2 separate regions of the Homo sapiens genome follow, and region 1 is linked to region 2. The links are chromatin contacts, found by Hi-C or POLR2A ChIA-PET in ENCODE. All regions are on one chromosome and are shown on one strand. The core of a region is the stretch at or near the end of the contact, and the rest is flanking DNA. Distances in the headings are between cores, read along the strand shown. Region 1 has its middle 7.6 kb from the start of CD200R1L-AS1. Region 2 overlaps BTLA (B and T lymphocyte associated).

Region 1 (3,678 bases), core at 586-3,085, 330 kb before region 2:
TTTGGACATAATTTTATGTGACTTTTTTTCTCTTGTTTCAGAAGATGAGAAGAATTGTGTTTTTAGCAAAGCATTTAGATATCAGTATGTTTTAAAACAAATGTAACCAGCTAAAAACTGGAATGTGCTTGTTGGGGTGAGTTCCCTTCAAAGCAAAGATCAAAATTAAAGTTGTCCTCTAATTTACAAGGACAGTTCTTCACAACTTGGTTCTTGGTCATCTCGTGCTAACTACCATCTATCCTGTGTGGATAATTTAGCCTTTCCCTAGTGTAAAATTGAGAAGCAATATAGCATAGTGGCTAAGGCTTTGTGGTCAGAAAGCTCCATCATTTTCCACAGGTTCTTTTTGATCAAATTACTTAAAATATTTAAACCCCAGTTTCTGAATCTGAAAATATGACAAATGCTGCCTTTGTCATGAGCCTTTCTTGGTGGTTAAATTAGATGACATCTGTATTGTACCTGCACATTCAATTAACAGTAGTTACTATTACATGGTTGTAATGAAACCCTCATCCAATTGAAAATAAGCTTTCAAAATGCTATAGCTTCTCAGAAGAAGCACGCTTCATTTTATTCTCTTTAGAGGCACTTGTTGAGGACTAAGGATTTCTCTAAAGAAGGTACAGTTCTGAGAAAGGGAATGAAAGTTAACTTTTTCTTTCTTGATCTTCAAATGCAACCATTGGTTTTGTTGGGCAACTCAGCTACACAAGAACATAGTGTGTTAGGTTGGGCCTCAAAGGCCAACAGAACCTGAAAATATGACCCATTCATATTCGGATGATAGAGACCTAGCCCATGTTGCCCCTGGCAGAACATTTTGTTTGGCCACAATGTTTTTCAAAGCTACAGAACACTCTAGTTGTTCTGTTGTATACAATGTACTTATTCTTTGGCTTTATCCTGCTCTATATTGAAGCTTATTTGTGTATCCCATGGACACCTCTAATACACACACACAGAAACACACCCTTTGCACACACTAATGCTTAAATCGAACTAATGACCTATACACAGAAAGCAACTCTTGGTAACATAATTAAGAGAGACTGGTTTAGACTTCCTTTGCCAATTGTGATCTACCGGTTTCTCCCAGAGACACATAATTTGCTTAGAATTTCATAAATACATGTCTGGTTTTTCTAACAGGGATTCAGACTCTCTTAATGTTAGAAAGTTTCAGTCTTAAGCCACCTATGTTAAACTAACAAATAAACCTAAACATGCTTTGGTGAAATATACATCTGAAAAGGCTACAAATGGGTAAAGAGAATCAGAAATCTTAGCTTGGAATCCTCGGGATTCTATATCATTTACTAGCTGTGGGACCTGAAATGAGTCACTTAATCCCTCTGAGCCTCAGTTTACCTCATTTATAAAGTGAGGATGCTAAAAGAAGTATAAAAACAGAGAGTAAAGACTTGGGCTGCTGGTTATTTGATCAAAGTGAATGCAGGAAAATGCCCTATGAAAACTATATAGTTTGCACTTTTCCAGAATATATCTCTTAGTTTGCACATGAAAATCTATATCCTTTTAAAAGACTTCTAACTTGTTATCTTTACAAGGATAACAAGGGATTTCTGCAGAACCCTGCTGATATCACAAGTCTCACAGGCACCGAGGCAGTAGATAAAGGTATCTGGTTCTGAAGGTCATCTCTCAGGTCACCTAGGCCCAGTAAAGAGGGAAACAGAAGCGGCTCCTTGACCTCATTTTCCCTACTCTGGGCCCGTCTGTAAACAAGTGGCTTGAGGGAAGTATGAGGTCTGCTTGTTGCCAGGGGTTCTGTTGCTTCCTCTTAACAGAAAAAGCTCTTTCTGCTATTTTCAAAGGCAGCAGCTTCTGGCAGGAGCCAGGTAGGACAGGGCTGCCTTTGGCTCACTAACATCAGAATCGTTGCTGACAGGCGCCTGAAGGGTAGGGTCTAGGGCAGGAAAATGTCTTCTCAATGTTTACCTCTCAGAGGTCATTTAAGCCCATGTCCTGGGAGGCAGGTCTCATCTCTTATGGGGTGGAGACTGGAGTGGGCAGGGAAACTGAACTCAAGAGGGAAGGTCGGTTAATCCTGCCTTAGAAAGAAGCAAGGACATTGTGATCAGAGATTCCAAGATTGTTGTGGGTGCTGTTACCTTCAAGGTGACCATCTCAGTTCGGAATTTTCTGCTGAGGGGAAATGAAAGCTCCACAAGCGTTGCTATATGACGAGAAATGTGTCTCCAAGGATAACATGCCCAAACTCAAGATTTTTCTCAAGTGGATTGTGTTCCAATCCGGTGTAGCCTTTCTGGGGAGGGGCTGTGGTATGGCCCGCAGGAACTAGAGGACTCACTTTAAAGGACCCATTCTGTTGAGTTCAAATAGGGCTACTTTTAGCAGTAGTTGCTGCTTCCAGAATAACTTGTTAAATATGTGTTTGAGTGTTTTGTTGAGATATCATTGTTTTCTTTTTGCCTTGTGTTTTCCTTTCCTTCTCCCAGGAAGGTAGCTTTGCCCTCTGAGCCTTTCCCTTGCCTCAAGAGAGGTTTATGTGGTGGGCATAGGAAGCAAAAATTACTATAAACCATGGGTCTTTCTGGCTCTTATGTTCCCAATAACTGAGCCCTTTGAGTGGATTGTACTAGGGAGATGGGGGAGAAATAAGTGTTTTTTGAGAAGGGTGATTCTTTAAGACTGGAGTGAATGGAAATCTGCATGGAGAGTCGGGGGATGTGCTCCCTGCACCATGAAGAAACTCAGGGAGGAGACAAAACTGAAGAAAGCTGCAGCTAAGGTGGCTGGATGCCAGCACAGGGCTCTGCCCACAGACAGCAGGGGATTCTACACAGACACCAGACTCTACAGTATCCTGGAACAATGAAACCTGGACAATGAGCATGTATCATCATCAGGGTGAACTGAAGGCCTCCCTTCAGTTCTCCCTCTATTTCCTACATTCTAGTTGGAGCCTGAGTCTCCCAGATTATAGGTGAAGCCTGAAGGGAAGATTCCTCCCGACCAACCCCAGTAATGAGAGGTTGAATTTTTCTACACCTTAGAAGGCAGGAGGTTTGTGGGGCAGGAAAAATTTTTCCTGTACCCTCATAGGTTTAGTACTTGGTGCCTTCCCAATTAAACTGACAAAAGCAAATTGGCAAGAGACAAGACAAATTTTATGCATGAATGTACACAGAAGTTTGTAGAAAAATATGACTCAAGGAAGTGGTTAAAGTTGAGGGCTTATGTACCATCTTTAGTAGGGGAAGGGGAGTGGGACAAAGGGCATTTACAGGAAAACAAAAGACTTTTAGGAAAGGTAAACTGGCCTTTAAGAGAATGGATGGGAGATAAAGATAGTTTTCTGGCGATGTTTGTTTAGAGAAATTCTTATCCTGGTGCCAACTTCTCCTCTCTAGCCATAGGAGTCAATCTTCCCTGGTTAACTCTCAAGGAGGGGATTTATAATCATTGAATTCCTTTGGGAGGCTCTGCTTTCAAAAAGATAGCTAAGGAGAGCTCAAGAAAAAAATCTCTTCACATATATTCAGCATTTTTTCACACTCAAATTTGGATTAAATTTGAAGAAAGAAATGAGATACTTCTCTTACACCCAACTTTATGGAGTAAGAGGTTTGTATAGGCTACAAATGCACAGGACCCTGGGAGCTAAAATACACAAAATAGACTCAATGG
Region 2 (3,733 bases), core at 500-2,999:
GCAAGAAATGTAAAAGAAGCACCAACAGAATATGCATCCATATGTGTGAGGAGTTAAGTCTGTTTCTGACTCCAACAGGGACCATTGAATGATCAGCATGTTGACATCATTGTCTGGGCTCAACAGGATGTCAAATAATATTTCTCAATTTGAGAATTTTTACTTTAGAAATGTTCATGTTAGTGCTTGGGTCTTAAGGGTCCATAGGATAAATGATTAAAATTTCTCTCAGAAACTTATTTGGGAGCTTTTTATATTATAGCCTTGAATAACAAAATCTCTCCAAAACTGGTTGACATCATGAGTAGCAGAATAGTAGAACGTTTAAACTTAGCTACATTTTACCCAATATACAAACTCGATCTTGCCTTTGAAGCTATTGGAAAGACTTGTAGGGAAAAGAGGTTTGTGTTACCTGCATCAGTTCACTACACACTCTTGAAAACAAAATGTCCCAATTTGACTAACCAACCATAAATACAGTAATGATTGTATATTTCAAGTCAGTCTTCCAAAATAAGAAATTTTTGCTGTGTCAGTCTAAGAATGGTGTTTCTTAAATGCAAAGGAGAAATCATTTTAGGCTTGATGTAAGAAAATGAAAATAATAAATGGTGCAATAAAAATATAGAATATACCAATTGGATATAGGGTAGATGTTCCACATACCTGGCAAACAAATGCTTATATCTACTCTGTTAGATTGATAAGCAAATATAGGTATTAATGGAGCAGTCAACGTATAGCACATTTATGAGGAAAGTAGAGACTCACTGGGTCACATAGACTAATGGATAGGAATGTGACATAATGCTGCTGAATTAATATACTTATGGGCATCTGAATAGTTTAAAAGTTAGTCAGAATAGGTATCACTGGGCAAGTGAAGATAGCTTAAACTGCTTCATGCTTGACTTGATAGCAAGTTAAAGTGCAATTAATGGAATGGAGGAAAACCCAGAATATTTAATTGGTCTGTAGGGGTCAATTTGCTTTCATTCACCACATCTGCATCTTGCTGTTCTTCTTACTAAGGAATCAGGGCAAATCATCTGTAGTGACATATTTTAGTTTGCTAATCATTTATTTTAAAATACTGAGGTTGCAGCCACTTAAGAGTATAGCAAAAGATGGATTCAGATTTTTGGACTTTCCAAAGTACTTGAGTTAAACTATTTCAAAAATAGCCTATAATTTTATTCAACAGTTTGAGGCTATTCGAATTCTCAGGTGCTGCTACTGAATAATGTAATAGTCTTCATACAAAGTGGATAGCAAAGGTTAAAATCCATTTCAACAAATATGTGAGCTGAGCTGCTGCACAAAGGAATGTGATGTGTGTGTGTGTGTGTGTGTGTGTGTGTGTTAGGTGGGGTGGGTGACAACAGAAATGGTGCACGAGAAACTGATCAAATTGACATTATATTTTCAGTTTGCTTATGAAGCTCAAAATACTAGAGTAAATGGGTCATTAAAGAAAATAATATGTGAAATTATGGAGTTTAGAATACAAGTGGGGTATATATACAAAAAGACAAAACTGAGGTTTTGTGGTGGAGAGATTTTCTTAAGTAACACTGGCATTAAGTTTTAGCTCCTTAGATTTGGGGGTGCAAATATTCTTTTGAGTCACTGTTATTTTGCCAATTACACCTAGAATTTCAAGCAACCAATTCGAGATAGGCTGTTTTAGCCAGGCTGCATTTGTGGACAACTTATGTAAGAAAGACATGTTAGAATAGCTGCTTGTGGTATTCTTAAAAATAGAAACAGGAAATATGGGGAGGATACATTTAGCTGTCCTCTTATCAGATGAACACACGAAATTGAACAGTTCCTTCATGATTCTCTCAAACTTAAAAGCAAAATATTTCTGTCTTATTTAAAATATCCTTAGTATGTCTTATAGTAAAGATAATGCTGATAATGATTTCATCTCTAAGATGTATTAATATATTTGTACTGTTTGCCAAAATCACAAATCATTTATGTTTTTATTCCTTTTCAAAATGGTGTCAGAGACATACATGCATTTTCCCAAATGACTCTACTTCACTATTATTTACATGGCTTATTTCATTAGTTTATAGAGGGTTTGAGAAAAAGAATATGTAGATAATTTAATGGTTTTTCACAAATTTTAAGCTTGTGATTGTGCTCAATGAGAAGGTAAAGTTATTAAAACTTATTTGAAATCAATTTGGCATCTGATTTTGTACCCCAAAATGTGTGGACATGAATAGAATACTGATTCTTAAACCCCCTGACACATAAAAGCGACCCGAATAACTTGCTAAACTGCAGACTATTAACTTGCAGCACTAAGAAATTCTGATTCAGGAGGTCTAGAAAATGGCTCTTTAATCATCATCTTTAAAAGACATGCCAACCAATTTTAATATGTTTCCCAGTGTCCACAATTTGAGAAAACTAGTAGAGGCTAGGTTTGGTATATGTGGTTTATTTGATCAGTTTTGTGCACCAACCAAAACTATCTAGTCCCCAGAATGAATTCTCTGGCGCGATCATATCTATTTTGCTAAATATATAAACTTTTTTCAGAGCACTTTTAGGTTCAGCAAAGCTAAGCGGTGAGCATTGAGAGTTTCTATACCGTCTTCCCCCACACATGCACAGTTTCTCCCATCATCAACATCCTGTACTTCAGTGGTGCCTTTGTTACAATCAGTAACTAGAATTGACATGTCATTATCAACCAAAGTTCATGGGTTACATGAGGGTTCACACTTGCAGTTCTTTGGGTTTTGACATGTATAATGACTTGTATCCACCATTATAGTGATTTACAGAATAGTTTCACTGTCCTAAAAATCCTCTGTGCTCTACTCATTTATCACTCCCTCCAAGCCCCTGACAACCACTGCCTCTATTGCTTTGCCTTTTCCAGAGTGCCGTACAGTTGGCATCATGCCCCATGTAGCCTTTTCAGATTTGCTTCTTTCACTTAGTAATATGCATTTAAGTTTCCCCCATGTCTTATCATGGCTTGATAGTTCATTTCTTTTTAATGGTGAATAATATTCCACTGTCAGAATGTACCACAGTTTATCTGTTCATCTACTGAAGGACATTTTTGTTGCTTCCAAGTTTTGACAATTATGAATAAAACTGCTCTAAACATTTGTGTGCAGGGTTTTAGAAAAACTTCAATTTGAAATTCAGGGGTACATGGGCAGATTTGTTATACAGGTAAACCAGTGTCATGGAAAGTTTGTTGTATAGATTATTTTATCACCCAAGTATTAAGCCTATTAGTACCCATTAGTTATTTTATCTGATCTTCTCCCTCCTCCCACTCTCCACCCTCTAGTGGGCCTTAATGTCTGTTGTTCCCCTCTATATTTCCATGTGTTCTCATCATTTAGCTCCCACTTATTTTTTTTTTAATTTTTTATTTTTTTTTTTGAGACGGAGTCTCGCTCTGTCCCCCAGGCTGGAGTGCAGTGGCGTGATCTCGGCTCACTGCAAGCTCTGCCTCCCGGGTTCACGCCATTCTCCTGCCTCAGCCTCCCGAGTAGCTGGGACTACAGGCACCCGCCACCACGCTTGGCTAATTTTCTAATTTTTTTTTGTATTTTTTAGTAGAGACGGGGTTTCACCCTGTTAGCCAGGATGGTCTCGATCTCCTGACCTTGTGATCCGCCCACCTTGGCCTCCCAAAGTGCTGGGATTACAGGCTTGAGCCACTGCGCCCGGCCATTTAGCTCCCACT

What was found. A loop is a pair of places that touch in the nucleus more often than their neighbours do. ChIA-PET counts read pairs that join two places held with the same protein, here RNA polymerase II (POLR2A).
Region 1: a map of naive thymus-derived CD4-positive, alpha-beta T cell shows a loop between it and region 2 (2.5-fold over the local background). The contact joins two enhancer-like sites. A Hi-C loop is called at or near these places in 1 of 168 maps with a recorded cell type or tissue (naive thymus-derived CD4-positive, alpha-beta T cell). POLR2A ChIA-PET finds 5 or more read pairs at or near these places in 1 of 52 experiments (activated CD8-positive, alpha-beta memory T cell).

The regions. Positions count from the first base shown.
Region 1 is chr3:112,793,033-112,796,710 of GRCh38, reverse strand. No RefSeq gene overlaps it. Among named protein-coding and RNA genes, the nearest start is that of CD200R1L-AS1, 7.6 kb to the left of the region's middle. Within about 2 kb of position 1,835, at least 4 of the 41 ENCODE cell types and tissues checked have a DNase peak (open chromatin) inside an H3K27ac peak, as active enhancers do.
Region 2 is chr3:112,462,432-112,466,164 of GRCh38, reverse strand. BTLA (B and T lymphocyte associated) reads left to right here. Exons shown (of 5, transcript NM_181780.4): 5 at 1-2,199. The coding sequence ends at 57. Among named protein-coding and RNA genes, the nearest start is that of BTLA, 35 kb to the left of the region's middle. RefSeq lists enhancers at 1-73, 2,511-2,650. Within about 2 kb of position 1,749, at least 6 of the 41 ENCODE cell types and tissues checked have a DNase peak (open chromatin) inside an H3K27ac peak, as active enhancers do.